Regions from separate parts of the Homo sapiens genome. Here all the other regions are linked to region 3. Evidence: read pairs that join two places in POLR2A ChIA-PET (ENCODE). Cell type or tissue: PC-9. All regions are shown on one strand. Each heading gives the region's core, and the rest is flanking DNA. Links, peaks and the distances in the headings are about the cores only.

The links. Peaks named below come from ENCODE experiments on the same cell type or tissue, not always from the same donor. Only the 100,000 strongest peaks of a DNase experiment are listed, where the experiment ranks them.
Region 1: POLR2A ChIA-PET joins it to region 3 with 5 read pairs; 1 of 35 experiments calls an interaction of 5 or more read pairs at or near these places.
Region 2: POLR2A ChIA-PET joins it to region 3 with 7 read pairs; 8 of 35 experiments call an interaction of 5 or more read pairs at or near these places.

Annotation. Positions count from the first base shown.
Region 1 is chr3:11,766,592-11,776,826 of GRCh38, reverse strand. It overlaps a transcript of TAMM41 not described here. Among named protein-coding and RNA genes, the nearest start is that of TAMM41, 75 kb to the left of the region's middle. RefSeq lists an enhancer at 2,178-2,472. In PC-9, for the core only: CTCF peaks have their summits at 2,159 and 2,367 (motif pointing left); DNase peaks (open chromatin) are centred at 5,566 and 6,166; H3K4me3 peaks cover 1,494 bases; H3K27ac peaks cover 2,841 bases.
Region 2 is chr3:12,955,363-12,965,597 of GRCh38, reverse strand. The region is part of intron 1 of IQSEC1 (IQ motif and Sec7 domain ArfGEF 1); the gene reads left to right. Among named protein-coding and RNA genes, the nearest start is that of LINC02022, 75 kb to the right of the region's middle. RefSeq lists enhancers at 5,268-5,347, 5,468-5,517, 6,895-7,395. In PC-9, for the core only: no CTCF peak of the experiment used is centred there; no DNase peak of the experiment used is centred there.
Region 3 is chr3:13,017,337-13,027,571 of GRCh38, reverse strand. The region is part of intron 1 of IQSEC1 (IQ motif and Sec7 domain ArfGEF 1); the gene reads left to right. Among named protein-coding and RNA genes, the nearest start is that of IQSEC1, 51 kb to the left of the region's middle. RefSeq lists enhancers at 258-759, 4,126-4,225, 4,746-4,805, 5,706-5,785, 6,036-6,235 and 4 more and a silencer at 2,374-2,503. In PC-9, for the core only: no CTCF peak of the experiment used is centred there; DNase peaks (open chromatin) are centred at 2,251, 4,201, 4,631 and 5,071; H3K4me3 peaks cover 2,439 bases; H3K27ac peaks cover 2,856 bases.

The DNA.
Region 1 (10,235 bases), core at 779-8,778, 1.3 Mb after region 3:
TCTTTTATGGTGAAATAATGTTTGCAGGCTCCTTGACTTACAATGGGGCTGCGTCCCCATCAATTCATCGTAAAGTCGAAAGAGCGTTAAGTCCTGGATGGTCTGTCTCTGCAGTCACGTGTCACTTAATGACAGGGATACCCTCTGAGAAATGCGTTGTCAGGCAATTTTCTTCTCGTGAGCGTCATAGAGTGCACTTACAGAAACCTAGATGGCTTAACCTACCACTGCACACCTAGGCTACATGGGATGGCCTACTGCTCCGAGGCCACAAACCTGTACAGCAGGTTACTGTGCTGAATACCGAGGCAGTTGTTAACACAGTGGTGAGCACTGTGTGTCTAGACATGTCCACACATAGCAAAGGTACAGTAAGTCAGGCACAGTGGTCCACATCTGTAGTCCCACCTACTTTGGAGGCCGAAGCAGAAGGATTGCTTCAGTTCATGAATTCAAAGCCAGCCTGAGCAACATAGTGAGACCCTGTCTCTAAAAAAAAAATTTTAAATGGCCGGGCGCGGTGGCTCACACCTATAATCCCAACACTTTGGGAGGCCGAGGTGGGCGGATCATGAGGTCAGGAGATCAAGACCATCCTGGCTAACACGGTGAAACCCCATCTCTACTAAAAAAAAAATACAAAAAATTAGCCGGGCGTGGTGGCGGGCGCCTGTAGTCCCAGCTACTCGGGAGGCTGAGGCAGGAGAATGGCATGAACCTGGGAGGCGGAGCTTGCAGTGAGCCAAGATCAGGCCACTGCACTCTAGCCTGGGCAACAGAGCGAGACTCCATCTCAAAAAAAAAAAAAAATTAATTAATTAAAAAATAAAAGATCTATTTCTAAAAAAATTACCAACCAAAAGAAAAACATTTGCAAACAGCTGGAAGACAAGTGTAGAATGTACTGAGTTCATGGGGACACTGAAATTCTGATCTCACACACACACACTTCTCTTAAAAAAGAAACAGTTCAGTAAGAATACGGTATTATAATCTTATGGGACCACTGTTGTGTCTGTGGTCCATCACTGAAACATCGGCAGGCATGCAGTGCATGGCTGTATATATACATAAACACACCCCACGTTTTCTTGATCTGTTCATCTGTCAACAGACGCTTAGGTTGTTTCCATATCTTGGCTATTGTGAATAATGCTGCGCAAACGGTTATCTTTAGGATCAAATGGGACGACAGAGATGGTCACACCCAGCTCACATTAGGAGCTCAGTAAATAATGATTGTATCTGAATCTGAGTTAAGTTACTTCCACCAGTGCAGTGGCGTGACTTTATTTAAACTCAGCACACACATCTCTCTAAATCTATAACCATTTGCACACAAGTGTTGGAGATGTGACTGCAGAATGGCTAGGTCCTGGCCACCTTGGTGAAATTGTAACACTGTCCTGAAAGACAGTCGAGGGGTAAGTTGTTCACATGGGTTTCGGAAATCACCAGGGTGGTGGCGGGGAATGTGACAGGAAGAGGGGGACTAGGGCCCCAAAGCCTGGCAAACGTGGGGGCTGACCAGTGGTCCTTCAGTGATAGTTATAAGGAAAGTATTCTGGCTTATGGCTGGAACCTTGCTATGGTCTGAATTTGTGTGTCCCCCAACCAAAAAAAATGCCTGTACAAAAATAATGCATCTTAATATTAAAAAAGGCCAGGCGCGGTGGCTCATGCCTGTAATCCCAGCACTTTGGGAGGCTGAGGGGGTGGATCACGAGGTCAGGAGTTCAAACCAGCCTGGCCAAGATGGTGAAACGCCATCTCTACTAAAAATACAAAAATTAGCCGGGCACGGTGGCAGCCGCCTGTAATCCCAGCTACTCAGGAGGCTGAGGGCAGGAGAATCACTTGAACCTGGGGGGCGGAGATTGCGGTAAGCCGAGATCGCACCACTGCACTCCAGCCTGGGTAACAAAGCGAGACTCCGTCTCAAAAAAAAAAAAAAAATGCTTTCAATGTGATGGTATTAGGAGATGAGGATTTGGGAATTTATTAGGTCATGAGGGCAGATTAGGACACTATCAGCAAGACCCAGGGAGATCCTTTCTTCCTTCTTCTATGTGAAGTTGCAATGAGAAGTGGCCATCTATGAACCAGAAAGCCCTCACTAGACACTGAATCTGCCAGTGCCTTGATCTCAGACTTCCCAGCCTGCAGACTGAGAAATACATTTCTGTTGTTTATAAGCCACCCAGTCTATGGCATTTTGTTATAGCAACCCAAATAGACCAAGACAAACCTCCCAGGGAGAGCAGTAGGGCCCTGGGCAGTCTTGGGAGCCAGAGGATTGCAGGCGGCAGCTGGGGCCTGTGACATGTGGCTGTTTTACGGAAAGTGCTCCCTCTTCTGTCCATCTTGGGCTAGCCTGGCCATCTAGGTAACAGTCCCTCTGGCACTCAGTCACTGCTCTTATTGGCAGGCTGGAGAGCCTCCCTGTCAGCTTGGTTTGATGGAGAACTTTCCAGGTGCACATAGAAAGGGGCAGAGCACCTTTCTGATTCCCAAGGAAGCAAAGAAAGCAACTTTCATTCTACAGTGGTGAGAGAGCTCTGCCTGGCTCTGTTTTATCCAGGAAGTTTTCCTGTGCACAAAGTGTGCGTTCATAGAGTCGGAGAACAAGAGTGCTCAAACCTGTTGTAGGTGGCAGAACACCTGGAAATTATAGCTTCCTTTGCATAAGATGATGAAACACTGACTTTTCTTTTTTGTTTGTTTTGTTTTGGTTTTTTTGAGATGGAGTCTTGCTCTGTCTCCCAGGCTGGAGTACAGTGGCATGATCTTGGCTCACTGCAACCTCTCCTTCCTGGTTCAAGTGATTCTCCTGCCTCAGCCTCCCAAGTAACTGGGATTACAGGCATGCACCACCATGCCCTGCTAATTTTTGTATTTTTAGTAGAGACGAGGTTTCGCCATGTTGGCCAGGCTGGTCTTGAACTCCTGACCTCAGGTGATCCACCCACCTCAGCTTCCCAAAGTGCTGGGATTACAGGCTGAGCCACCGCACCCGGCCCCCAACACTGACTTTTCTATTTCTCATTGTATGAACCACAATTTAGCTCATAACACATTGATGGATTTAGCATCTAGGTTGGGCAAGAAACATTCTGCTTAATTAAATGTGCATACTGTTATAAATTAATGAAATCACAGCTAGAAGCCTACTGGCTCATGGAGAAAACAAGCTGTTGAGCTACTCAGGGTCAAGTTTCCAAGTGTCTCCATTACTGCTTGTTTGCCAACAGGTCTGGATGTTCTGCTAGTACTTGATGGTAGTCAAAAAAGAAAATGTCGGGGTGGGGCTGGGCACGGTGGCTCACGCCTGTAATCCTAGCACTTTTGGAAGCCAAGGCAAGAGGACTGTTTGAGGCCAGGAGTTCAAGACCAACCTGGCCAAAATAGCGAGACCCCACCTCTATTTTTTAAATTTTATAAAAAATTAAAAATGTTGGGAGAAAAATAGTTCACAAAGTGCTAGTCATTAACTAGCTTTTTTTTTTTTAAGCAAATCAAAAATAAAATAAGCAATACTTGGGGGCTTTGGAATCAAAAAGACCTGGGTTTGGCCAGGGATGGTGGCTCACACCTGTAATCCCAGCACTTTGGGAAGCTGAGGCAGGTGAATCACTTGAGGTTAGGAGTTTGAGACCAGCCTGTCCCATATGGTGAAACCCCAACTCTACTAAAAATATAAAAATTAGCTGGACATGGTGGTGTGTGCCTGTAATCCCAGCTACTCGGGAGGATGAGGCAGGAGAATTGCTTGAACCCGGGAGGCGAAGGTTGCAGTGAGCTGTGATCGCACCACTGCACTCCAACCTGGGCAACAGAGCTAGACTCCATTCCAAAAAAAGAGAGAGAAAGAAAGACCTGAGTTTGAATCAAGAGTATACCGTGTGACAGCAGGCAAGTTACTTAATCTCTCGGAACTGCCTCCTGTTCTTTAAGATGGAGACGATAAAGACCCTACTTGGCAGGATGATTCTCAAGATTAGCATCAATGTATGTAGAGCCCCTGGCACAGTGCCTCACCCTGAATAGGAGGCTTAATAAAGGAGGACAACTCTATGAAAAACATTATGGGGATTTCTCAAAGAACTAAAAATAGAACTACCATTAGACTCCAATCCCTTTACTGGGTATCTACCCAAAGGGAAAAGATGCATGCACTCATGTGTTTATGACAGCACTGTTCACAATCGCACAGATATACTGTCCATCAACCAAGGATCAGATAAAGAAAATGTGATACATACACACACCATGGATATACTCAGCCATTAAAAAAAAGAATGAAATCACGTCTTTTGCAGCAACATGGAACTGGAGGCCATTATCCTAAGTGAAATAACTCCGAAACAGCTAGATACCGCTTGTTGTCACTTGTGACAGCTAAACAATAGGTACATATGAACACACAGAGTAGAAAAACAGACACTGGGCTGGGCACGGTGGCTCACGCCTGCCATCCCAGCACTTTGGGAGGCCAAGGAGGGCGGATCACGAGGTCAGGAGATGAAGACCATCCTGGCTAACACGGTGAAAGCCCGTCTCTACTAAAACTACAAAAAAAAAAAAAAAAATTAGCCAGCTGTGGTGGCAGGCGCCTGTAGTCCCAGCTAGTCCGGAGGCTGAGGCAGGAGAATGGCATGAACCTGGGAGGTGGAGTTTACAGTGAGCTGAGATTGCACAACTGCACTCCAGCCTAGGCAACAGAGAGCGATTCTGTCTCAAAAAAAAAGAAAAAAAGAAAAAGAAAAACAGACACTGGAGACTATAAAAAGTGGGAGGGGGTGAGGGTTGGAAAATCACCTGTTGGGTAAAGTGTTCACTATTTGGGTGATGATGGGTACACCACTACACAATATACACATGTAAGAAAAATGAACCTGTACCCCTTAAATATATAAACTTTTTAAAATTAAAAATAAATAAACAGGCCGGGCGTGGTGGCTCACGCCTGTAATCCCAACACTTTGGGAGGCCGAGGTGGGTCGATCACCTGAGGTCAGGAGTTTGATACCAGCCTGGCAAACATGGTGAAACCCCATCTCTACTAAAAATACAAAAATTAGCCGGGCGTGGTGGCGGGCGCCTGTAATCCCAGCTACTTGGGAGGCTGAGACAGGAGAATCGCTTGAACCTGGGAGGCGGAGGTTGCAGTGAGCAGAGATCACACCACTGCACTCCAGCCTGGGCAACAAAGAGCTAAACTCTGTCTCAAAAATAAATAATCCATCTCAAAAACAAACAAACAAATCTGGCCACTGTACTCCAGCCTGGGCGACAAAAAGCAAAACTCCGACTCAAATAAATAAATAATCCGTCTCAAAAACAAACAAACAAATGAGGCAACAGAGACTCTGAAAAGAGCCCAAAGTCATCCATCAGGTTTGCCATGAGCCAGACGTAGAATCCCAACCTCCAGCAGCCTCCCCACCATGCGTGCTGTTCTCTTCTGCAAACCCAGGGCCTTTCTAAAACGCCCAGCCCGTCCCTGGAGGCCACAGGTTATTGCCTGTGTTCTCTTCTCTTTTGATAGCCAGCCAAGAAGAGGGAACGCAGGGTGACTCACCAGGTGAGCCAGTCCCCCATCCCTAGTGTCTCTTCCTGTTCAAGGAGGCACCTTTTGTGTTTCTTGTTATTTTTATTCCTCCCACTGTGGCTGTGCTCTGCTCAGATAATTCATAAAGGGCGTGCCTGTTGCTGCCTGAGGCCGCAGCTTGAGATGCTGACATCCAGACCACCTAGAGCAGGGAGGGACCTGGGTCCTAAGCCTAGAGAGAACTGCAGGGGAGAAGGGTGGACCAGCTGCCCGCCTCAGGGCTGCGGAGAGCAGGTCTGGGCAGAGAGGAGGGAACTGGGAGTGAAGGGGGTACATGTACCCACTTGTCTGCGAGCCTGGCCTGGCCCTCCAGCCCTCTGGGGAGAGACACCTGGGACTAGGGGGAGACAGGAGCTACACAAAAGAGGACCCTAGAAATGATGCATAGTTTTCACTATCTTGAAGACTCTGTTATTTAACACATGCCTCCCCTGCCCCCATGCTTGAAGGATGTTGGTAGGCTGTCGCTCGTACTTCTGTTCCTGCTCTAAGCGTGCTCTGTTCACGCCCAACACACCTTCCTGGTATGTGGCTCAGCCGGTCTCAGCTGCCAGCCAATCGTTCCTGACCTTCCTATTATGTCACCAGCAGCCAATCAGAGCTTCAGATCAGCACGCGCTCAGCAGTGTTACTACCCTGAGTTGACAGAATCGTAGCCGAGAGCAAAGAAACCACAGCTTTCATCAGCAAGCAGAGCATTTTAAATGGCTTTTTGAAAGCCAAAAATGCTTGCAAGTCGACCTCATTACTACTTTGGGAGAAATCCCAGTTGAGAGCCAGTGATCGAAACTGCCCCCTTTATTTTGCCCAGCAAGGGGAAGGGGCTTGGACAGAGAGGTGCAGGAGTTGTTAGAGAGGCTGGACCAGACACCCCCGGTCAGCTGCCCTCCAGGGTAGTGGTAGGGTGCATGTTTTTATGGGGCCACTTATGTACTCCTGAACTTTCTCTGTGTCTCCACCCCACACTGACTGATGAGCAGTCCACACATGGATGCCAATTTTGCAGAAGAGACGGAGACAGAGTCTGTGCAGCCCCACAGAGGCCAGAAGAGGCACCTGCTTCTCGCTCTCCAGCTCTTAGAGTGCGGGACCAATCACACATCTCCCCTGTGGATTCTATGAGATTGAACCAATTCTTCTTTACCTCAATTAACTGGAATCAAGTTTTCTTACATCGCAGACCAAATGAGGCTTTTCCAAGACTTTCTACCTTGTTTTCTAGGCTTCTCCTTGCCTGGGCCTGTGAGTTCCTTGGCAGGCTTGTCACAGATAGAAGCTCCACACCTCCCAGGTGGCTGCAGTGGCTGTGAGTGATGCTCTTTGCATAACTAGGTGTTCTGCCTGCTTTGTAGGAAATGCGAGCTGGGCCGTGAGGCGTGTAGTCACACTTTCCAGCACAGCCGAGGTAGAGGACCTGACTCCTCTTGAGGCTGAAAGATACCCTCTGCCTTGGTTGCACTTCCCTCACCCCATTCTGATTTTCTCCATTCATGAGAGAATTTCCACATAGTCAGTGGTCTCCTTGCCTTCATTCCCACCTTAGTCTAATATAGGAGTTGGTAAATGATGGTCCTCAGGACAGATCCATACCTCCTGGCTTTGTAAATACATGTGCATTAGAACACAGCCGGGTTCTTTCTTAAATGAAATACTTAAATGTATTGTCTTATGGCTGCTTTCACACTACAGCAGCAGAGTTGAGAAGTTGTAACAAAGACTGTGTGGTCCACAAGGCCACAAATATTTACCCTTTGGCCTGCTGACCCCTTAATCCATCCAACTGGCTGCCTGTGAGTGATCTCTTAAACCTCAGATCGAACCACACCACTCTTCTGCTTACAAAAAAAAAAAAAAAAAAAATCTCTTGGGAGGCCAAGGCAGATGGATTATTTGAGGTTAGGAGTTCAAGACAAGTCTGGCCAACATGGTGAAACCCCATCTTTACTAAAAATACAAAAATTAGCTGTGCGTGGTGGCACACACCTGTAATCCCAGCTACTCAGGAGGCTGACGCAGGAGAATCGCTTGAACCCGTCAGGTTAGAGGTTGCAGTGAGCCAAGATCACACCACAGCACTCCAGCCTGGGCGCAGAGTGAGACTGTTTGTAGATGGATGCTCCTTAGTGAGGCTCTTCATGACGTGGTCCACTCCCTTCCACTCCTCCCCTCCACCCTCTGTCTCTGCTCACCCTCGGCTCTCACATCCTCAGCCATGCCCTTGACCAGGCCGTGCCTGATGGCTAGAATGTCCTTCTCCTTTCACCATCTGTCAAATGTCTGAATATCTCTTAAGACCAAATTCAAATGTCACCTCCTCCTGCACCCCTTCTAGGTGCCTAGCAGAATTACCTGCTCCCTCCACTGTGCTCCTAAGCTCTGTGGGTAGATAACCATCTGCGACCGCAATGACATATTTATGTGTTTCTCTCTCCCACTAGATAGTGAGCTACTGGAAATCAGGAACCTTGTCTCATTGCCTTTTCTGCCCTGCCAGGAATGGAGCTGAACCATTTGGATAAGTCAGAAGCAGACTGTTACAAAAGTGCCAGGAGGACTATAACATCTTGTCTATGCCATTTCTGATAATCAACTAACTGGTTTCTCCTTCTTCTCTAAATTTCCTGGTGTCTGGAATAGCATAGGTACTTGGAAAATGAATGAGTGAGTATGTAATTGCATAAAACATATGTTTTTCTTCTATTCTAACATAAAATTGTGGGAAATACCTTGTCACATTCACTTTGTCATCAAGTACATTCACGACTTTAAAAAGGATTTGGCTGGGTGCAGTGGCTCACGCCTGTAATCCAAACACTTTGGGAGGCTAAGGCAGGAGGATTACTTGAACCCAGGAGTTTGAGACCAGCCTGGGCAATATAGGGAGACCCCATCTCTACAAATAATTTTTAAAATTAGCCTAGTATGCTGGCACATGCATGTAGTCCCAGCTACTCAGGAGACAGAGGTGAGAGGATTGCTTGAGCCCTGGAGGCAGAGGTTGCAGTGACCTGAGGTCACGCCACTACACTCCAGCCAGGCTACAGAATGAAACCCCATCTCAAAAAAAAAACAAAAAAGTTTTCCACCTACATCCAAAGAAGATATGCAAATGGCCAATAAGCACATAAAAAGATGTTCAATATCATTAGCCATCAGGGCAGTGCAAATAAAAGCCACAGTAAGATGCCACTTCACACCTATTCACCCCCACAGGTGTGAAGTGGTGTCTTACTGTGGCTTTGATTTGCACCCATTTTGATCTATAATCAAAATCTATAATCAAAAGGACAGATGGCCAGGCGCGGTGGCTCACGTCTGTAATCCCAGCACTTTGGGAGGCCGAGGCGGGCGGATCACGAGGTCAGGAGTTCGAGGCCAGCCTGAGCAACATGGTGAAACCCCATCTCTACTAAAATTCAAAAATTAGCCAGGTGTGGTGGCACATGCCTGTAATCCCAGGCACTGAGGTGGCTGAGGCAGGAGAATTGCTTGAACCCGGGAGGCGGAGGTTGCAGTGAGCTTAGATTGCACCACTGCACTCCAGCCTGGGCAAAAGAGCAAGACTCTGTCTCAAAAAAAAAAAAAAAAATGCACAACGTGTTGACAAGGATGGGGAGTAAGTGGAACCCTCGTACATTGCTGGTGGGAATGTAACATAGTAAAGCTACTACAGAAAACAGTTTGATAGTTCCGTGTAGTCATCATATGACCCAAGAATTCTGCCTCTAGGTATATATCCAAGAGAAATGAAAACATGCATCCACACAAAAACTCATGCAGCAATATCCATAGCAACATCACAACATCATTCATAATAGCAAGATAGTAGAAACAAGATAAGTACCCTGGCTGGACCTGGTGACTCACGCCTGTAATCCCAGCACTTTGGGAGGCTGAGGCGGGCAGATCACTTGAAGTCAGGAGTTCGAGACCAGCCTGGCCAATATGGTGAAACCCCGTCTCTACTAAAAACACAAAATTTAGCCAGGCATGGTGGCACGCGCCTGTAGTGCCAGCTACTCGGGAGGCTGAGGCACGAGAATTGCTTGAACCCAGAGGGCGGAGGTTGCAGTGAGCTGAGATCATGCCACTGCACTCCAGCCTGGGTGACATAGTGAGACTCTGTCCCAAAGAAAAAAAGATACTCTACATCAAATAAGAGCTAAAATCAGTGAATCTATCAATATCCTGGTTGGGAAATTGTATTAATATTACAGCATTGCAAAATGTTACCAGTGGGGGGAACTGGGTAAAGGTTACATGGGATCACTCTCTATCATTTATTACAACTGCATGTGAATCTACAGCGATCTCAAAATAAAAAACTTAATTTAAAAACATACTCTAGGTCGGATGCAGTGGCTCACACCTGTAATCCCACACTTTAGGAGGTCGAGGCAGAAAGGTCCCCTCAGGCCAGGAGTTTGAGACCAGCCTGGGCAACAAAGTGAGACCCTCATCTCTACAAAAAAGTAAAAAAAATTTGCCAGATGTAGTAGTGCACACACCTGGTCCCAGCTACAAGGGAGGCTGAGGCAGGAGAATTGCTTGAGCCCAGGAAGTCAAGGCTGCAGTGAGCCATTTGTACCCACAACACTCCAGCCTGAGTGACAGAGTGAAACTC
Region 2 (10,235 bases), core at 1,479-9,478, 63 kb after region 3:
TCAGAACATGAGGCAGAGGTCTTGGAGGTTGAGAAGCCTCGCTCAGGTGTAGCCCATAGTTCACGCATCAGCCTCAGAGCAGGTGGATCCCATTTGCTCTGGAGCACCTGGTATGTGGTTCCATGGGAAGCTTGGGGGAGGGGTAGAGGAAATCAACCCAGTCCTTGGCCTGTGGAGGCAGAGCTAGATGCTCCTTGGGCTGGCTCCCAGGGGCCAGAGCCCTTTAAGCTGGCCGTCTCCCCCTCTCTAAACCCGGATGGGATGCAGCACGGTCCAGAAACCTCAGGGGACCCCCCTTAGTCTGTAACGGGCCCAAGATAACCACTCCCAAGTCCAGCCATGCCACCATGCACCACTCTACAAATAACAGGCTTCTTTCCAAGAGCGTGTGTGGCACTTTGCTGTTTGAGCCTTGTGAAACACAGGACTCTTCTTATCCTCGTTTTTTTAAGGGTACACACACTAAGAGAACCCAGAGACTGGGCCAGAATATCACATGGGGAGCCTACAGGAGAACCCCAATGTTGTGATGGAGGCCTCTGGAGGCCCTGGCTAGCCCTGCTAGGATTTTCAGGCTTTCACTCAAGGAAGTCGGACTATGAACTGGTTGCGCTAATATTTACACAGCTTCAGTTCAAAAACATGGACAGGACTGACAGCTGCATAGTCAAACAGTGTGACAACTGGGCAAATAGATGTTTCTGGACAGTATTGGACAGGGTACCCAGGGCTGCAGGAGCTCAGTATATGTGTGTGTGCATGTGTGTGCATCTGTGTGTGCATACGGTTTTATCTGTCTGGACTCTGCATACTGTGGAATCTTGGTTTACCAGGATAATCTGGAATCCAGGGCAGCTTGAGACTTAAGGAAAGAAGGGCCTGGGGAGGCAAACAGATTTTGTTTCAAGTCCCAGCTCAGTTTCGTGAGTGTATGCAAGTTACCACACCCCTCCAAGCCTGTTTCCCCTTCTGTGAAAGGGAATGATAACACTGCTTCATGGAGTGCTCTGAGAATGTGGATGTCTGAAGGCCACTGCACAGCTGGCCATCCTCGGGACTCCAGTCAAATGCCATGTTTGTCCAGGTCAGCACTCTGCTCTTCCCAGGCACCAATGACCCGCTGGATTTTCTTGCTTCCTGTTTTGTAAATTTCCTTTGAATTATGATGACATGTGGAATATCCGCCCAGTAAGCACAGGGGCAAGATGATGCACAGCCCAGATGGGCTCAAACACCACCGGAGGCCTTGGGAGAGATCTCCCATGGAAGCATGTGTGTGTGTGTGTGTGTGTGTGTGTAGGGGGAGTATGCTCAAATGCTGTTGAATGTGATTTATTGTTTGTCCTCAAAAGCAAATTGTAATGAGTTTAGAGGCCATTAAGGCTCTTGAAGAATTAATTGGCATGGCCTTAGAGAATCTGGCTGCTCCCACTGCATGAGCTGCTGCAGAGAGGAAATTGATGGCATTTATGGTTGAAGTATGGCATGATGCCACCTGGACCTGCCACTATCCTGGCTGCCATGGCTGTACCCTGAATTGGGCAAGTGTCCCTCCAAGTCCTGGCCCTGTGGCTAGTACCCCGATGCCTGCCTAGCATAGCGCCTGGCCTCATGGCGGACATAGCCAGTTGTCAGTGAATGAAAGCATCCATAAATGCAGGTGTTAACAAGTGCACACATGCTGTCTTGGGCTTGGAGGAGTGCGTTGTTCTCTGGAGAGATGTGTATGACCCAGGGGACACGCAGCTTTTCACTTTCCTGTGTTCCTTTATGCACACAACAAACATTTACTGAGCACCAACTTTGTACCAGGCCCTGGGCTAGATGTAGAAGCACTGAGGTTAGTAGTGTGAAATGGTACATCACAGAGCACAGGACTTGGGGATCACACAAAACCCTGACTCCACCTCTTCCTGGCTGTGTGGCCTCAGATATGTTGCCTTCCATCTCTGAGTCTTGATTTTCTCATCCATGAAATGGAGCCAAAAGAAACCCCTGGGGAGGGGGTGGGGGATGTGCAGCTTTGCCTGGTGACCAAAGCATACAGATAGATCCCCAACAAATGGTAGCTGTTATCACCATCATCATTATTACCACCTTTTCCCGTTTGTGAAATTGTTGCTGAGTTAAAATGATTCCTCACAGTTTTCTTTTTTGCTCGTTTGTGAGGTTGAAGACTGATTTCTAGAGCCTGTGTGGCTTTTTGTGAAATCTTCCTTCTTGGGGTCCCAGCTGCTCTGACTTGAATTTCTTTTTTGCCTTGTTCATAGGTACCTGCAGCTTCGCTGCTCCTTGGAGGAAATGCCCATTCTTTCCGTTTTATCTCCTCGGTTTGCAGTTTCCTGACATGGTGACAGTTTGATTTGAACTTAAGGTCCCGATGGAGAACCATAGCAAGCGTCCCCTCCCTGTTTCTAAAGATGAGACACTGTGACTGCATTTGTTTTTTCCTCTTTGTTCAAAGCTCAGTAGTAATAGTAATAGCAACAGTTGCCATTTAGTGCTAAAGTTGCTAGAGTGCTAGAGTTAGCGTTTGAACTCCGCCTGCCTGGCTTCAGGGTCTGTGTACTTCATGGCCAGGCTCTGCTTCCTCTGGGATTAAATAATCTTTGGCAAAATATGTCACCACCATGAATGGAGCCTTTTGCTTCTTCCCTATACTGCCACAACAGATGTCTGGTATCCCCAGGTATCAGGATTCCCAACATGTTCTCAGAAGTCTCAGCCCACAAGCTGGTTGATGACCACTCACCGGGCCTTCCTGGCATCTTGTCTCTTTCCCCACAGAACCCAAGAGCTGCATCCCCAGACTCTCCGGCAGGATTCTGGGACAGTGTCCTTTGCACTTGCAGGCTCTTGAGGGTAGCATGCTTGTGTGCTGTGCGCAGCCCCAGGCCAAGACTCTGCTTGGAGCAGGGTCCTGAGGACTAAAACTGACTGTCCCCTAACTCACTGAGGGACCCATGCGAACATGACAGGCTTCTGCATGGTGAGGAAACCCAAGGCTAGGGCTTTTGAATCACTAGAGGACACACAGGTGTGTGGGTGCTGAACTGGATCCCATGGGAGGGGAGAGGGATCATTAATAAACTGGAAGAATTGGAACGAGTCCCCAGCTGGGAGGAGTCCTCCTCATTCACACAAACTGGAAGGGTTCTCCCAAAATCCCCTGCTGCCCAGACCGGATCAGAGTCTGTCTGCCAACATGAATACTTTCTCCCTGATGCCATTTACAGAAGCCAGTGGTGTTTGCTTTTCTATTTCTGGCTGGGAGGGTAGGTGGTATAATCATGAGATGCATGAATACATGTAAAGCAATTAAACGGTGTCTCATAGTAACATAGCAAGGGCCCGGTAGATGTTAGTTGTGATCATTGTTGTCCTTATTCTGGCTGCCCTTAAGCTCAAAGGTCTCCCATCCTGAGAGAGGAAACCTTTCAGAAAGGCCTGTCCAGAACTGGCCCTGATTGACCGTTGGTCGTCTGCCTCCCTAGAGCCCTGGCGTCAGTCACCCATCTCATCCCATCCCTCCCTGGGCCTCAGTTTCCACATCTGTGAGAAGAAGAATGAGCCTCTTGATCCTTGTAGTCATTTGCAGATGCAGGATGTTTAGCCCAATGGTTAGGGAGGCAGATTCTGTAGTCAGACTACCTGTAACTCTAACTCCAACTCTAAAGCCAGCTCTGCTCCTCATTGTCCCTATGATCTTGGGCACCTTCCTTAGCCTTTCTGTGCCTCAGTTTCCCCATTGGTAAAAGATGGATGACAGGAGGAGGCCATGGAGTTGTTGTGAGGATTAAATGAATGAATCCATGTGAGTGCTTCAACAGTGCATAGTCAGCACCAGAAACATGGCATCCTTTAGCTGATGTTTTAGGCCCGAGAAGTTTGACTGTGTGGAACTGGACCGTATTACTTGTTTGGGGAGATGTGTTCCTAGATGGGAGTGGATTGTTTATCTTTTTGGCACACAGACAGGACCAGGGTTAAAAGAGAGGGGTGCAGAGAGATAGTGGTGAGGGGAAGAAGTTAAAGGGCTAAAGGGCTGCAGGCTGTTGGTGGTATGACAGATGGCAGACACAGTAAGAAGTGACTAAGCCCATGGACTTTAGCTTGTGCTTGTAGCGTGCTGTCCAAACAGCCCACAAAGAAGTGGATGGTTAAGGGTATTAAGAAAATCGCTTTGCCTGTGGATTGGGGAAATTGCAAAGTAAGGCAGCTTGCAGTTGGGCTGGGATGAAGATTTCTTTAGATAGGAATGGGCAAATGGCCTGCACCATGTGTGAGACACCCTGAGGTGTTAGGACATCAAGGTAGAGGCCCCCAGCCCTGTGTCAGATGGAGCAGAGCTGTGGTGCGTCTGGAGCCCTCAGCTGGTGGCCTGTGCTGAGCTTCTGAGGCTTTGGGCAGGTCTGGCTTCCTGGTGGTACCTGGGGCTGCTTCTGGAGCCTAATAAGGCCCAAAGCTGCAGAGCCTGGCCTCAGGGGCAGTGGCCTTCAGTCCCTGGTTCTGCTGCTCTGTCCTCTTCAGCTGGTCTGTCTGCCTGGGAGGGGAGGCAGCTTGCTGCAGTGGGCAGAGGTGCCATCTGGAGCTGGAGAAACTTGGATCCTGTTTCTGCCCTTTCCTGGATGTGTGGCCAGGGCAAGGTGGTCCCCACTGCAAGCTGCTGCCTCCTTGCCTGTCAAATGGGAACAATGGAGGGAGAGGCAGTGTGGGTAGACACAAAACAGGTGACTATGCGTGCCGGCAGGAAGGGGAAGGGGAGTCAGCTGGGTTTGGGCAAAGCCTCAACTGTTTTTGGTGGGTCTTAAGTTGGCACAAGATTGAGACTGGGGCTAGAACAGGCTACAGAATGAAAATGATGATACTGGCATTTGGATGGCCTTTGAACTTCACACATACCTGTCTGATTGGAACCAAGAACCTTGTGAAATCACTGGCATTATTCTCATTTGACAGATGAGGAAAGAATGGCTAGAAAATGAAAATGACGAATTCAAGCTCTGCAGAATATAGACCTGGTCCTCTGGTAAATGCATGGACCCTCTTTCCCCTCCCTGGCATTGCTGGGGAGCAGCTTGTTAGAATGCAGCCTGAGGCAGAGGCAGGGAGGAGCAGGGGGCCAAGGAGGAGCCGGAGAGACAAAACCTGCAGGCCCCAGCTGTGCGCACTCCAGTGGCAGCATTGGGTTCCCTGTACAGCCACCGTGGATGGCTACAGAGGTGCACTACCATCAGCAGAGTGGAAGGAGAATCCTTGGAAGCTCTACCCAGTGCCTACAATCTCAAAAACATGTTCGCCAGCCCCAGGAAGTCATCTGGGCTAAGAACGATCCTCAGATTCCTGACAGGATCAGGACGACTGTCCACCCGAGATGATGGGAAAGAGAGGCTGGAGTAGCGCCCGGCACCTAGTAGGTGTTCAGTAAATGGCAGCTGCTGTGATGACCCCTACCCACTGCACTGCTATTCTCTCCAGCCGTCATCGTTATACCATTGCAGTGCCGCTATTTCCATGGGGTGAGGGTAGGGTGGAGAGGAAGTGTTTGGGGAAGCAGCTCTTTCCTCTGCTGCTGGGGGAGGGGGAGGTGCGGTCGCAGGAACGTGAATTCTCTGTTCCCTCTGGGCCATTGACTGTTCTCAGAGCCGTCATTTAAATGAGCAGGGTTTGAGATTTTTTGTTTGTGCTTCGTAAAAATGGCAAAATGGCCCAAGAAGATAATGGACCTTGATGTGATAGCAGAGTCTTAGCGTTATTTTTAGCTTTTTGTTATGTAAAATGTGCAACGTACAAAAGTAGAATGGTATAATGATCCCTATGTGCAGTTTTATTTCATTGCTCGAGATTAGTTTTAATCCCAGACGTTTTGTTGATTTTATATCAAGGACCTGTCTCATGGTTGGCCTCATTTCTAGCCTTGGAAAAGTCATGTCACTGGGGCGGGTGCTTGGGGCAGGCCACAGTGTCTCTTGAACAGCCCTTAGCTCTGTTGGCCCAACTCGGGAACTCTGAGCTTGAGCCAGTTTCCCAGCCTGGTGACCAAGTGGTGTCTGACCCATTTGGGATGCCCTGTGTCTGGAAGTGACTGGGAGAGGCTAGGCCCGTGACTCCTCCATCAGACAGGGCCTTCCTGGGTCAGGGTAGGAGAACTCGCTTCTCTTCCATCTGCCTAGGACCTCTGGAGGGCGGGGTGTGGAATGGGCTGTCAGCCTCTCTCATCGGATTGGGGGTCCCCTGGATGGTATTGTGGCTCTCAGCTTCAAGCTCCGCAGGGTCTCCCTGTTGCCCTGGCTTTCCCCTTGCCAGGACGTGTAGCCAGGCTGCGCCCCTGCCACCCTCCCAGGCCTGTCAGCCCCTCGTCTTGCTGGGCCCCTGGGTGGCCATTCAGCACTGGGGGTCCCTGGGCCTCTGCCCAGCCCTCTTTCCTTCTCTACTTCACACAGTCTTTTCCTTCCTGGGGTTTCTGATCTGGCTCCTGCCCAGGCCCTGACATCCTGCCACCCACCCAGCAACCCTCTCTAGGGGTCTCATGGGCACCTGCAAATCTGTAAGTTCCAAAGGACACATATTATCTCCCTCTCCCCAAATTGGCTTCTCTTCCATGACATCATCTGATCCTCTTGGGCTTCACTCAGAATACCAAAGTCATCCTAGACAGCTCCCGTCACCTTTACTCACCTTTGTCATCATCACCCGGTGCTGTGCCACCCCACAGTGCTGGGCTTAGAGCCTGGCATGTAGCAAGTGCTAACACATTTCAGCCACTGTCCTCAGTATGAGTGTGTTTGCTACCCTAGCTCCTAGCACAGTGCTTGGTACATAGAGTGCCCCCAACCCAGCTTAGTTGGCTTAGAAGCCAAAACAAGCCAAAGTCACACCCTAGGCATGGCCACATCCCAGCCAGGCACCCCTCGTGCTCCCCAGGTATGGGTGCTAGTGTGGAATCAGATGGTCTATGTTCCTTCAGACCTCTTCCTCTTTGGCCAGCTCACCTCCCTCTAGCACCCATGGCACCATGCAGTGCAGCGACGTGATAACAGTCTTAAATCGTGACAGTGGCAGCAGCTACTCTCTGCTTTTCCTGGGTGACAGGCCCCAGGCTGAGGATTTTGTGTGTGTTATTATATGGCCCTCACAGCAGCCCTGCTGGGTGGACAATACTCCCATTTTATGACTGAGAAACAGACACAGAGAGGCCAAGTCATTTGCCCAGGGCCACACAGCTCCTGCCTGCTGGGTACCAGACAGTTGCCGGGGAAGAGCTCTGTGTGCCAATGTTGTAGGTAGGGGAGGTTGAGGGGGATAGTGTTTCCTACCCCCAGCCTTCATTTGTCCCCAAGACCCTTTCTGTGCCCCTGTGCTGGGTGCTGTGGGCAGATTGCTGACTTGCTGTGGGGCCTGGCAGCTGCCGTGCTGCAGGTCTGGGCAGCACCTGCACCAGGTCCTGCAAGGGCAGGGGGAGCTCGATGGTTAGATAGGGTGGTGGGCTGGCCCCACAGAGGTAAGAACATGACAGGCAGGGAGGTGTCCCGGGGCCTCAGCCAGCCTCACCCCTCCTCACTTTCTTTGTGAGTCACGCGGCCTTGGGTAAATTACATCAACTCTCTGTGCCTTAGTTTCTTCATCCACAAAATGGGAAGATGATATAGTACCTGCTTCAAAAGGTTGCTGTTTACAACACCAAGTGTGGAGCCGAATGTAGACTGTGGACCCTGGTGATGATGATGTGTCACCGTAGTTCATGGACTGTAAAAACGTGCCACTCTAGTGTGGATGTTGATAGTGGCTGTGCCTGTGTTGGGGCAGTGGGTACATGGGAATGCCATACTTTCCTTTCAGTTTTGCTATGCACCTAAAAAAGACCAAGATTGTCTGGGCCAAGATGGCCCCACCACAGGCCCTGGCTGGCAGGGCGGGCCATGAGGAAGGCCTTCTGCGCGATGGGCATCTGTCTCCTCCTCTCTGTCCACACCCTGTCCAGAGCCAGCCTCCCCAGCCTGTGCCTCCAGCCTGGCTCTCCTGGGGTGTCCCTGGGGCCCAGCCTAGCTCTCTCTGCTGGAGCCTGCCACAGAGAACTGCTTTATTTAAGTCCATTTGGTGCGTATGGAAATAACTAGAGGCCTCTGTATTTAATTTGGCTCAGCCGGGAAGATTTTTGGCTCTGTGCGTGTGTATATTCTGAAAAATCTTTCCGAGTGAGCCCAGGGGTTGGAAGCTTCTGGTCATCTCCGTGCACTCAGAACCAACAAGAACCACCCTTCTTAGCCAGGGACAAGCGTCTGGCAGAGGGCAGGCTATAGGAATGGTTAATGAAGAAAGTAAAGGAACAAGGGGAGAAGGTGAGGCCATGCAGATGAGGTCATGGCAAGGGAAGCAGTCTTGTAAACTTTGTATCTTGAGACCAGGTAAGCTGTGGCAGAGTGGAAGGAAGGAGGCCTTTGGAAGCATAAAGCCCTCTATGCAGGCACAGAGATGGACGTATCTCGTTTCCTGATCCCTCAGGGCTTAATTTGGCGCTGGGCTGGGGAACACTTCTCCTGATGTCCCTCTTTCTGACCTGGACAAGCCCAGCCACAAGACTTGAGGAGTTAAGGGCGTTGAGCCTTTCCTCTCTGGCTGATGGCACAGAGCAGAAACAGCTCCACGTGGGATTTACAGTTGGTAAAGTGTGTCTTCCCTCGATTCCCACGCTCCCGTTGGGCAAGCGGAGCAGGAGTGACACCCGTTGTGAAGATGAGACCACAGAAGCCCAGAGAGTGGAGGGCACTTGCCTGGGGCCACTCAGCCTGGAAGTAGGGGAGCTGTAGAGAGACCTGGTCTCCCGATTGCACGTAGAGCTCCCCCCACACTCCCCAGGGACGCTTCTGGAGCCATTGGGCATTCCTCCAAACTCAGGTTGGCATTCTCACAGGTGGACAGAGGGGGCTGCCGAGGGTGGGAACAGCTTGAATTTGAACCCAAGAACATCCTCTTAGAATCCAGTTTTGGAATAAACACCAGGTATCAGATGGCTTTGAAAATTATATTCTAACCCTAGGAAACTTAGGAACGAGGGCGTCTGGTGAATTGAGGCTTGGTGGTTATGATGACCATGGGATTGTGGATTGTGGTCACTGCGACGGTATTAATTTGCTAGAGCCTTGTAAAAACCACACACTCACAGGACCCAGTGGAGCAGAAGGCCTTGGTGTTCCCACCAGCCATGCAGAGCTGTGGGAGTTCTTGAACCCTGCCTCTCGGGAATTGGTGTTCTAAATTAGGTTTCTTGGGAACAACTGGTCCCAAACTGTAGATCCTAGTTCTGTTCTTTGCGTTGGGCCTTGAATTTTGGTCCTGTGTAAGCATCATAGGCAAACATGGATGCCGTCAATAGGCAGGAAGAGAAGGGGTGGCCCAGGTGTGGGTGGGCGATAAGGAGTGGTGGGGACTGTGGCAGTGGTGGGGACTTTGGTGGTGACAGAACATGTGCTGTCTGATGGATGCGGCTGCCACCTCGCTTTGTCTGACTGTTATCAAGTGGGAATATGGACCCAGGGTGGTCAGGTCCCCAAGATGAGTCCGAAACTTAGATTTTCATATAAAATCTTAAGTTGCTGAAATGTTAGTGATTCGTTCTAGTTTTTGAAACACTGTTTGGGCCACAGAGAGCATGTTTTGTGGACCAAGTTGGGCCAGGGGCTGCCAGTCTCTATTGGAGACCTCGTGAACCCCCCACACAGAATCTATCTTCCAGAGAGCTCCGTGCAGTCCGAGGTCTCCTTATGGGGAGCAGCTGGGCAGGTGCCAGGTCTCCTGACCAACTCTCCCAGGGGCAAGGCCGAGGGTCCCTGAGGGATGGGCCTCATCCTCACCTTGGCCCTGGCCCGGTGGCGCTCGGGAGAATAAAGGGCTTTGCCCAGCCCCTCTCTTTAAAGGCTGCCTGTCCTGGGGTTGGCTGCAGGATTGGCGTTAGGGGTTGACTTTTCCTGTTTTAAGCCTGTTACCCTGGTTTGGTGCTCTGGTCCCCAGCATGTGGGGTGAGATCCTCGGGCAGATTGGGGCCCCTCTGTGGCACTGATAGTGATGCCTGTTGTAGTGACACCTCACCAGGCAGAGGCCCTGGCTGGGGTTGATTGCAGGGTGTTGGCATCGGCCCCCTATCCAGAGCCTCACAGCCCCCCTGCCAGCTGGCTCTCGGCCCAAGTGAAAGTGCAGGTTGCCAGCCTGCGGAGCCAGTCTGCCCCCTGCTTCCTTTC
Region 3 (10,235 bases), core at 681-8,680:
TTGAGAATGTCTCTAGAATCCAACCTCTTGTCCTCACCTTCCTGTCCACCACCCCAGTCCAAGCAACAGTTCCTCCCTGGCCCCTGCCTGGCCATTGCCCCCTTGCGGTCTCTTTTCTGCACAGCAAGTAAAGTGAGGCCCTGCAGGCCAAGTCTGGCAACTTGGACGCTGGCCCTTTGTGCTCCATAAGATGGACTTGCGGAAGCTCTTCTCTGCCTTCTTTCCCAGCTCCTGCCCTGAAGTGAGTGCCCAGCCCCTGCCTGCGCACTGGATATTAGTGGCCATCCTAGGCCCGAGACAAGATGGTGGAACTCAGGATGCCAGCTGCCTGGGAGGCTGGGAGCCCACTACTGTCCTCCAAGACCCAACGCTCTCAGCACCCTGGACTTTCATTTTTCCATTTGGAAAACGGGCATTCCAGCACCCATCCTCAAAAGGCCAATGCTTCTTGAGAAGGGGGATCCAGGGTTTTGAAGTTCGGCCAACTCGGTGTATGTGCCTTCCTGCGCCTTGCATGGCTCTGGGCACCATTGGAAGACTGCAGATATAAATGACAAGTGATTTATTTTGTTTTCAGCCTCCAGAGCTTTAGCTTTAGAGTCAGATAGGCAGAGCTGGGTTTATATATCATCCTGAGTAACTAACCTCAGCATCTGAACCTCAGTTTATTAATTGGTAAAAAAAAAAACAAACAAAAAAAAAAAAAACTGGGGAGATAATAACTGCTACTTCATAGGGTGATTGTGCAAAGAACTAAGCTACATAGATCTCCTCACCTGCTCATGTGAGCTCTCAGAGCAGTGAGGGAGGGATGCAGAGACAGGTCATCCAAGTGCAGGGAAGAAATGGCTGCAGTCCAGGCTCAGGGAACGGAGAGGATGCAGGGCAAAAAAGGATGGACTCCTGGAGAAGGGAAGTGTATCATCCAGAGAAATGATCTAGTTTATACGCCTTCTTCATGGCACAGCCCACTGTGGGAAATCGTTTTCATTTGCTCCCTTGGTACAGAAGGAAGGCCAGCCCCACCAGGCTCCACAGTTTTGTTCACCAAATCCTCAAGTGATATCTGGCACAGAGTAAGCCAATTAATGAATGTTGACTGGGTGAAGGAACAAGCCAATGGAAAATTGGCTTCCTAGAGGAGGTGTCGTCTGAGTTTGAGCCTTGAGCATTGGGTCCTGGTAGGAAACATGGGTCACTACACAAGCTCCCTTGCAGTGTGGCCCGTGATGGGGCTGTGTGCAGGGTGGGATGGGGTTAAGGGAACTGGACACCTGGGCTGGCAGAAGGGGGGAACCCTAACCAGCCCTGGGCCAGAGGGTTGGGGGAGAGAACAGTTTCATGAACCAGAAAGAGAGAGACCTGGGTGCAAACAGCCACCCATCAGGACTGTGGCTGCCGAGGGGCACAGGAAGCGAGGACAGAGCTGAGGCAACGAGTACCCTGACCTATCATTCTCTCCTCCACCTCCTGACCTCCTGCCAGGGCCGCTGCTGGCCACCCCGTCAGGAACCAGGAGGCAGTGGGAGCCTGGGAGCTGCAGTCCCGGGCCCAGAGCAGACTGGGGCATGTGGAGAATAACTGGGCAATATGTGCAGAATTCCTGGCCCAGGGTGGACAGGCCTGGAGATCTGGGAGGGCTCAGGGGTGTTGTGATGGAGTGGGGGCCACTTGGGGGTGTCAGGAAGCTCAATGCAGAGAGAAGATGGCAAAGGGCCTTGCCCACCCCACCCTGGTCTCCTGTGGGTGACGGTCAGCATGGGAGAGTGGGTGGAATAGGAGAGGCTGCACGGACCCCCAGTGAGTAAGGAGAGGTCTCATACTGTCACCTGCAGTTCCCCAGGCGGGAGTCGAGTATAGTGTGCCCATTTTGTGGATGAGAGATGTGGAACAGTGGCTTGCCCCTTAAGCCAGAGGCAGAAATTAGAGGGTCTCAAGGCCCTAAGACCACAGGCAGACACATCTCAACAGGCGAGGAGAGGGCACACATTCAGCAAGGCCTAGAGGCCAGACAGAGGCTCACTGACCCTCACTAAGCTTCCAGAGTAGGGGGCACCCCTTCCAGTCCTCATTTCCCCAAGCAGGGTCCCCTTCAACACTGTCCCTCCACTGTGCCTGCTGCCTTCCTCAAGTGCACACAGTCCCTGAGCTGTGCCCTGCCCTCAAAGGCCAAGTTCACAATGGCATCAGCATCTCCCAGGGAACAAATGTGTCCTTCCCTTTGCCTGGGCGGCAGTGACTTCATCCCCAGCGGGCTGTGTGAGTCACTGGACTGAGGTTGGAGGGCGAGCCAGTTCTCTGCAGAGCCCGGCTTTGGCCTTGTGGCTGGGGAGATGGAATGGCTGAGGGGGTGAAGGCTTCCACGCAGACCTGCCCTCGCTTCCCCCACTCTTTCTGGGGCTCCTTGTGTCCTACAGGGCAACTAGCACTGAGCACCTAACACGTGCCCGGCAGTGCCAGGGGCTTTTTAGGTGACAGCTGGTATTTACTGAGTGCACTCTCTGTTTCAGAAACCATTATGAACTCTCACTTCAAGAACTGGCCATGCTGTCCTGCAGACAGTGATGTTGAGAGGTTAAGTCTTATACCCAGGGTCACACAGTTGTGGTATCACTCATTCCTCATCACAGCCTGGAGGGCAGAGATTTTTTATTCCTGTTTTGCAAAGGGACAAACTGAGGCTCTGCAAGAGGAAGTAGCTTGTGTAGGGACAAAGGAGTCAAAGATGAGTAAGGAGTGCCCTGTTCTCAAGGATGAGCCCCCGAGGATGGCAAAGACAGATAGAGTGTGACATGTCCCCGATGAGTGGATGGATGGGTGGATGGACAAATGGATGGACAGATGGGTGGATGGGTGGGTGGATGGACAGATGGGGTAGATGGATGGATAGATGGGTGGATGGATGGACGGATGGGTGGATGGATGATGGACGGATGGGTGGATGGATGATGGACAGATGGGTGGATGGATGGATGGGTGGGTGGATGGGTGGATGGATGGATGAATTAAGGCTCATTTGCAATGAATTCAAATTTACAATGATATGCAGACAACGTATGATATGTGGATGGGTGAATGGATGGACAGATGGATGGATGGGTGGATGGATGGACAGATGGGTGGATGAGTGGATGGGTGGGTGGATAAATGGGTGGATGGATGGATGGATGGATGGATGGATGGATGGATGGATGGATGGAGTGATGGATGGGTGTATGTGCGGGTGAGGGAACAGATGGATGGATGGGTGGATGAGGGGATAAATGAATGGATGATAGGAAGGAAGATGATAGATGGATATGTGAATGGATTAATGAATCCATGGATGATTCATTGGAGAGGAAGGTGTGTGGATGTGTGAATATATGAATCAGTGGGTAGAGATAAAGCGGGTAAGCAGAGGCTACTTCCACCCACAAAAGACATTGTGAAAACTTCCCCTACTAGGAGGACAGGCCAGATAAACATTTGAATGGAGGCCTTAGTCTGTGTGGCACAAGGAACCGAGGCCAGTATGAAAAGTGACAGGGAAGTAATGTCCAAGGGAGAGTTTCCTTAGGTCAGTGGGGTTCCATGATGGAATGGGGAAGCTTAAAGAAAAAACAAGGAATGGGGAGCCTTGAAAGGTAGTGAGCTTCACATCATTGGGGGTGTTCAAGAAGAGGCTGGGCAGCCACTCCCGCTGCATGCTGTGGAGGAGCCCCTGTGGCAGGTGGAGGTCTGCTGTGGTGGCTTGTGAAGCCTCCTCTGATGACAGGGAGAAGAATTTGGGTTTCCGAGTCCCCCAGGGAGGCCACAGCCTTTGTAGAAACCTATCTTGTTTTTGGATTAAAAGTTCTTTCCTGGCTCAGGGGATGGAGAAGCCTGCAGCTGCTAATCCTTGATGTGGGAATCAGGCTGGAATCTGAGACAGATTTCCCATTCTGCACAGGCCGGGGGTGGGGCCTGGGGACAGAGCAAGGCTTTGGAGCCCTGGCCCCACCCTCCCTGTTTCTGCAGACAGGTGATGGCCCTCTCTGAGCCTCAGTTTCCCCCGGTGAAATGGAAGCTCTGCTGCCCACTATACATGATGCCCAGGGCCCTGCTGGGTGCCAGGTGCTGGGTGCACCTGCCCTTCTGGGGGACTTCCTGGGGGCTGTAGGTGGGGAAAAGTAGATCTGTGAGTGTTGACCTTGATCCGTGAGTCATTATCCCTGGGGGCCCTGCCTGGGAAGCCCCAGCTGCCTGGCCTGGGCTGGGCCTGGGAGCAGCTGGTGGAGACCAGGGTGGGGGCTCAAGCTGGGGCCTCAGTCTGGAAATGCCCCAGACCCAGCCTGGGCCCAGACCCCAAGGCCTTCAGCTGCTCAGAGGCTCCAGCCCTTCATCCCACCCCACTCCATCCCTACAGAGAGGAGCCAGCTTACACCCTGACTCCAGCGTGGGCTCTTAGAGCCAGACTGCCAAGGTTCAAATCCCACCTCCACCAATTCCTAGGTCTGTGACCTAGGGTAAGTGACTTCCTCTATCTGTGTCTCATGTAAACCAACACTAATCATAAAATCCACTTTCTAAGGGCATTGGGAGAACTGGATGAGTTAGTTCTTGGCCTGAGGAGGGCTTAGGCCAATTCCCAGAGCTCCACAAGCCCACAGTAGCCTGAGGTGAAACTAAGGCCGGAGGGGGCTGACCACGCCCAGCATCAAACAGCAAAGAAGTGGCCCAGCCAGAGCTGGAAACCGTCTCACTCACCAGCTGGAGACCCTTGGAGGGCCAACCACTGTCCAGAGGAGCAGCCCTGATTTTGTCTTTATTTTGCTTTGTGTCAACCCCAGGCTTTCTCTAGGAGTGAGGTGGCAGAGCAGCCCCTTCCTCCACCCTCATCTTGGCCAGCTGGTCGGTGGGCCGGGCTGCAGGCTTTGGGCTGCAGGGCGGGAGTTGGGTTTAAGCCTCTGGGGAAATGGGGAGGATGTGGGCCCGCCCTCGCCTCCCCGCCCGCCTCCCTCTCTCTGAGCTCGCCTCTCCCATCCCAGGCCAGCCTCTGGACGCAGGGCCAGCCCCTGGGCTCCGGCAGCTGAGCTTTTCCTCACCGGCGGACGCCCCTCACCCATCCCGCCCTGAGTGACTCACTGCTCCCCTGGCCTGCAGCCACTGCTGTCTCCTGGCAGGAGGCAGGCGCAAGGTTGTGCAGAAGCCACAGGGTCTAGTGTGTGAGGGCCGCTTGGCCAGGAGGGTCTGGAGCAGCTAGACAGGACCAGGGCACAGAGGCTGGCCGGTGGATAGTGGGGCCTGTGGCTCAGCCCTGCAGTGGCCTGTGGCAGCCAGTGCCTCCTCTTTTCCCTAACTTTGGGGGCTTTTCTTTCTTCTTCCTACCATGAAGAAGGAAGGGACCTGAAAATCCGTGAAGAGAGCCGTTCCCTGGCCAGGAGGAGACTCTGGGTGGTGGGGCAGTGGTGGTGGGCCCCTTGGCCACTCGCTCCTCCACCGAGCCAGGCATGAAGGGGTATGGCAGTGCCGTGTGGAGCCTTATGTGGAAGTACTGCATCTCTGTGAGGACACTCAGGTACCGGGACGCGTGCATGGCTGCTCTGCCTGGCTGTCGACTGTTGGGCCGGATGGTTTGCATGGCTGTACAGGGTCCAGGAAGGAGCTGGGATGGAGGGAGCTGGAGCAACTTTCAGTCTCTGGTGGAGCGGGAGGAGGAGAGTGGAACAATGACCAGGGGGTGTGCTGCGATTGGCTGGGATCCAGAGCACACGTTCGGCTGGGATCCAGAGCACACGTTCAGGAAAGGAACGCCAGGGGCAGGTGCAGCATGTGTTACATAACATGCTGGCACAGGGCACAGCTGTGTGACCCTGGCCCTGCCCCACAGCATCTCTGAGCCTGTTACCCACCAGCGAAATGGGGCTCACACGCGTCCCTTCAGCGCTTGGTGTAGTGATTCCTTCGTGTGACCGTAAACGTCAGTCACTGAGTGGCTGAGGGCTCAGCCCGGACTCAGACACCAGGCTGCCCAGGTTTAATGCTGGCTTTGGCATTGTTAGTGGTGTGAAGCGGCTTCACCTCTAGCCAAAGTTTCCCATCTGCAGATCCTTTTAGGATTGTTTTGAGGATTCAGTGAGGTAATACACACTAAGATCAGGGCCCGGTGCGGTGCCAGCATTCAGTCAGTGTTGGATACGATGACCCTTGCCGTTGAGCTTTCTCCCCAGCTGGACAGCTGTGGGGGGTGGTGGGGGTATCTGGAATGGCGCCTGCATGGTGAGAATGAAAGGGTGGAGCAGAGCTCCTTGGCCCCCTGGGGAGGGGACACCATCTGTGATCGCTGCGGCCTCTGCAGCTGCCAGAAGGAGGGAGACCAGGGCGCAGGAAGCCAGGTCCCTTGTGATCTCAGGCAAGGCTGGGGTCTCCCCATCTGTAAAGGGGAACTACACGGGGCCCGAATTTGTATATGGAAGGGCTTAGGGGCAGCCACCTATTTGGAAGATGTGTTTGTACTTGGATGCCGCCTAAGGGCATATTATTTTATTTAAAGGGGTGGATTTGCAACAGGTAAGGGATTGAAAGATTGTCCCTCTTTCTTTCTGCCCTCACTCTCTGGTGTATAAACTTTATAAGCATTCCTTCCTTCCTTCCTTTTTGCCTTCCTTCTATTTCTCCTTCTTTCCTTGTTTCTTTCCTTTCTTCCTTCCTTCCCAAAATACTTGTGACAGCTTACAGAAAATACCTGCAACAAAATAGTTAATAAAAAACATCAGAAGCCAGGCATGGTGGTGCATGTCTCTAGTCCCAGCTACTCGGAAGGCTGAGGCAGGAGGAATGCTTGAGCCCAGTTCAAGGGTAGTGTGTGATGATCATGCCTGTGAATAGCCACTGCACTCCAGCCTGAGCAACACAGTAAGACCTCATCTCTAAAAAAAAGAATCAGGAGTGGAAAAAGCACAATTTAGAATAGGATGTCATGAGCTAGGGTAGAAAAATAGAACAGAACAGAGATATACAGGGTCCTGAGGTTCTTCTGTTGGGGTAAAAATTGCCAAGTTTCCTGGCAGCCAAAGGGAAAGGGGAAACCCAGCCACACAGTTTACTCTCACTGTAATAAGAAACCATAATTACAGTGGCCATAGTTGTCTCTGCTGCTGGGTGAGAGTGCCTGGGGCCCTGGGCCTCAGCCTCAATGGCGGGTCTTGGGCCTGGGCAGGTTTGAGGGAGCAGGGCAGACAGTGAGGGCTAAAGTGTTCTCTTGGGATGAGGATGCCGGCTGGCTGTGGGAAAGGAGAGAGGCAGAGCTCAGCCCTGGAGTGAGTCAGCGGCTGCCTGCCCCTGCCCCTGCCCCTGCCCCAGACCCCGGGATAGACCTCCTGGGTGGGTGACTTGGGAGCTGGGCCAGGCAGCGGGTGAGTCCTGGACTTTGGTGAGCTCTCCGTGTGCTTTTCCTTGTGACCACAGCTGGATTTTCCTGAGTCCCCTTCTGTCCCAAGGTTTCCAGGTATTGGCACTTTGGAAACCTCAGGGCTTGTTGACAGAATGCAGAGGGCTCGGCACTGGGAGGCCCGCTGTGCCCTGTCCAAGGGTGATTCGCTCGCTCCCTCTTGGCTGCCGTTTGCCCACATGGTCTGTAGGAGAAGCAGCACCGCCTCACAGAGCCTGGCAGACTGGCCTCTCTGTGCCTCAGTCTCCTCATTGAATGGCACGGCCACCTGACGGGGCTGTGGGGCGGGGCCTTACGGGAGGCTTTGTGGCTGTCAAGTGGTGATAGACAGGTAGCTTCACAGGGGTGTCACGAGCACTGGCGGGTGGCCTCCTCACCACCAATGAGAGGAGAGTGGTGGGGTGGGTGTGGGCACCATAATTGGCACTGGGTTTGTCCCAAACCCACTCTTAGCACCCATAACTGCCAGGCGCCCCTGTGGTTAACTGGGGAGGATGGGCCTTGGGCTCCAAGAGAAGCACTCTGCCCTCCCGACCCCTACCCCATTCTGTTGAGAGCCCCTGAAAGGACTAAGGCCACGCCCCAACCAGCCAGCCAGCCAGGAGCAGGCCCTCTGCGGATCCCAGCCCCCTCGGCTGCCAGGGAAGCCCTGAGTCAGCAGGTCTGTGGCCCAAGGCGGAGCTGCCGGCGGCCACAGGGACAGATTGGAGGGTTGCGATCGGACAGCGCATAGTTTTCCACTTGCGTCTTCAGATTCCCCTCCGAGTGAGCCTGTTGCCCCTGGCTGGGTCCCATTCACATCTGGAAAAGCGAGAGGTGTGTGTGGAGCAGCTGTGCGCCTGCCAGCCCTGGCCCTCTGCCCAGGGGTTTGGCGACCGCAGTCAAGGAGCCGGGAGAAGGGTCTCTGGAACTTTGGCCCGAGGACTCTGAGAGGGACGATCCTGGCTGCAGGCTGTATCCTGGACAGAACAGCTTGGGAGCTGGGCACCCCAGGGTTTAGAGCCCACAACGGTAGGTTGTGAGATGTGCAGCCCTCGGGCAAGTTGCTAAACCTCTCTGGGCTTGTTTCCTCGCCTGTAGAGTTGGGGGGGAGCCATGCCAGCTGGGCGGGCTTCTTGGCAGGTCATCACTGGGTTCTGTTGGCTTGGCATCCAGCAGGGTGCATGGCTGTGGCACCCCCTCCTTGTCCTCTGAGTCTCAGCGTGGGGGCTTAGGGGGATAACGTGATGAAGTGGGAAGCACACAGGCTCAGAAATCAGGCTGACCTGAGTTCAAAACTGGGCTCAGCCCCTTCCTACCGTGGACGTGACTCTTAGAGACGTTCTGAAGCTTCCATGAGACAATGCCTGTAAGCTTCCCCCAGCTGCAGTAGGTGCTGCTGAGGCATTGGCTGTTTGTATAACAGGCAGCCTCCCTGAGCCCCTGTTTCCCCGCCTGTGAGATGCGTGTGGGGATACAGTAGTTCTGGAGGGTGGATGAGACCCTTTAACCAGCTCCCCGCCCCTCCCCTCCCTGCGTCTTCCCTGGCTGGCCTTTCTCTGGGCACTCACCTCTGGGCCCCTGGCAGACAAAGGCCTTGCTCTGGGTACAGGGCAGTGCCCTGATAAATCCACAGCCCCTCTCAGGTCAGGCAGGAAGATCACTTTTGCATCTGGCATTATATTGAAAAAGAAAGATCGTTTTGTGCCTTGAGAGCCAATGGGGCGTTTGAGCCTCTTCGTGGGCCAGGGCAGCTCACTTGGAACACATGGGGCCCAGGGTGCTGGTTGATAAGGAGTGGGGTGGCCTTGGCTGCCCTGGCCCTGCCCCCCTCTGCCTTCCCACCGTGGCTGCATCTGGGCAGGAGGGCCGTGAACAGCTCAGCTGGCAGCCAGCCTTTGAGAGCTTCCAGGGAGCTTCCTGGACAATTAGCCATCTGATGCCCCTCTGCAGGAGGGCCAGTGGGCGTTCCTCTTGGGACAGAGTGCTCACCACCTCCCAGCCTGGGCCATGCCTAGGCAGCTCTGACGCGAGGACATTTGTTCCCACTTGGAACTGGCACCATCCTTCCTGCGGTGCTCGCTGCCACCCACCCACACACTGAAGTGGCCTGGCCCTGTCCTCTGAGCCTCACAACCCATCTGCTCCCCAGCTCTGGACAGCCTGCAGAGACCAGGACTCCCTGAGGCTGAGGAAGGGGTCACCAGCCTCCTCCCCACCCACGCCTTCTGGACACACCCTGGCTCGTGCTGTCTATCTCCGGGAAGAGCCCAGAGCTGAGTTTGGGATGGGCAGGAGGTCCTGGGCAGAGCAGAGCAGAGCCGCCACTTCTCTGGCTCTGGGCACTGCCTGGAGCACACATAAATTCCCTTATGGCTGCTTTCCCCTTTCACCCGTGGGCCTCACCATTGCCTCAGCCCTGCCAGCCTCACCTCCCTCTCCTCGGTTCCCATCTCTGCTAGTGACTGCCGCCCCCTCTCCCTGCATCGAGTCTTCGTTCAGGGGATGAAGACCTACTCTGTGCCTGACACTGTGCCAGGTGCTAACTATCCATTCCCACATCCAGCCAGCTAGCGCCCACCCTGTGAGGAGCACTGTCCCACAGCACAGAGGAGGACCTGAGTCCAAGGCTTTGCGTTACTGGTTTCCTCACCGGAGTTGTGGGTGAGGCTCTTCTTGGCAAGCACCACAGGGCAGCACTTGTCGCCGAGAGCTCAGAGCCCAGCAGCAAGGCGGCATGGGCATGAGCCACTCTGACACATGGGAAGAGGCTTTCTTCCGCTGATCAGCAAGTAGTTTGCTGAGCACCTATTGTTTGCTGCCCCGGGCTAGACCCTGGGGATAC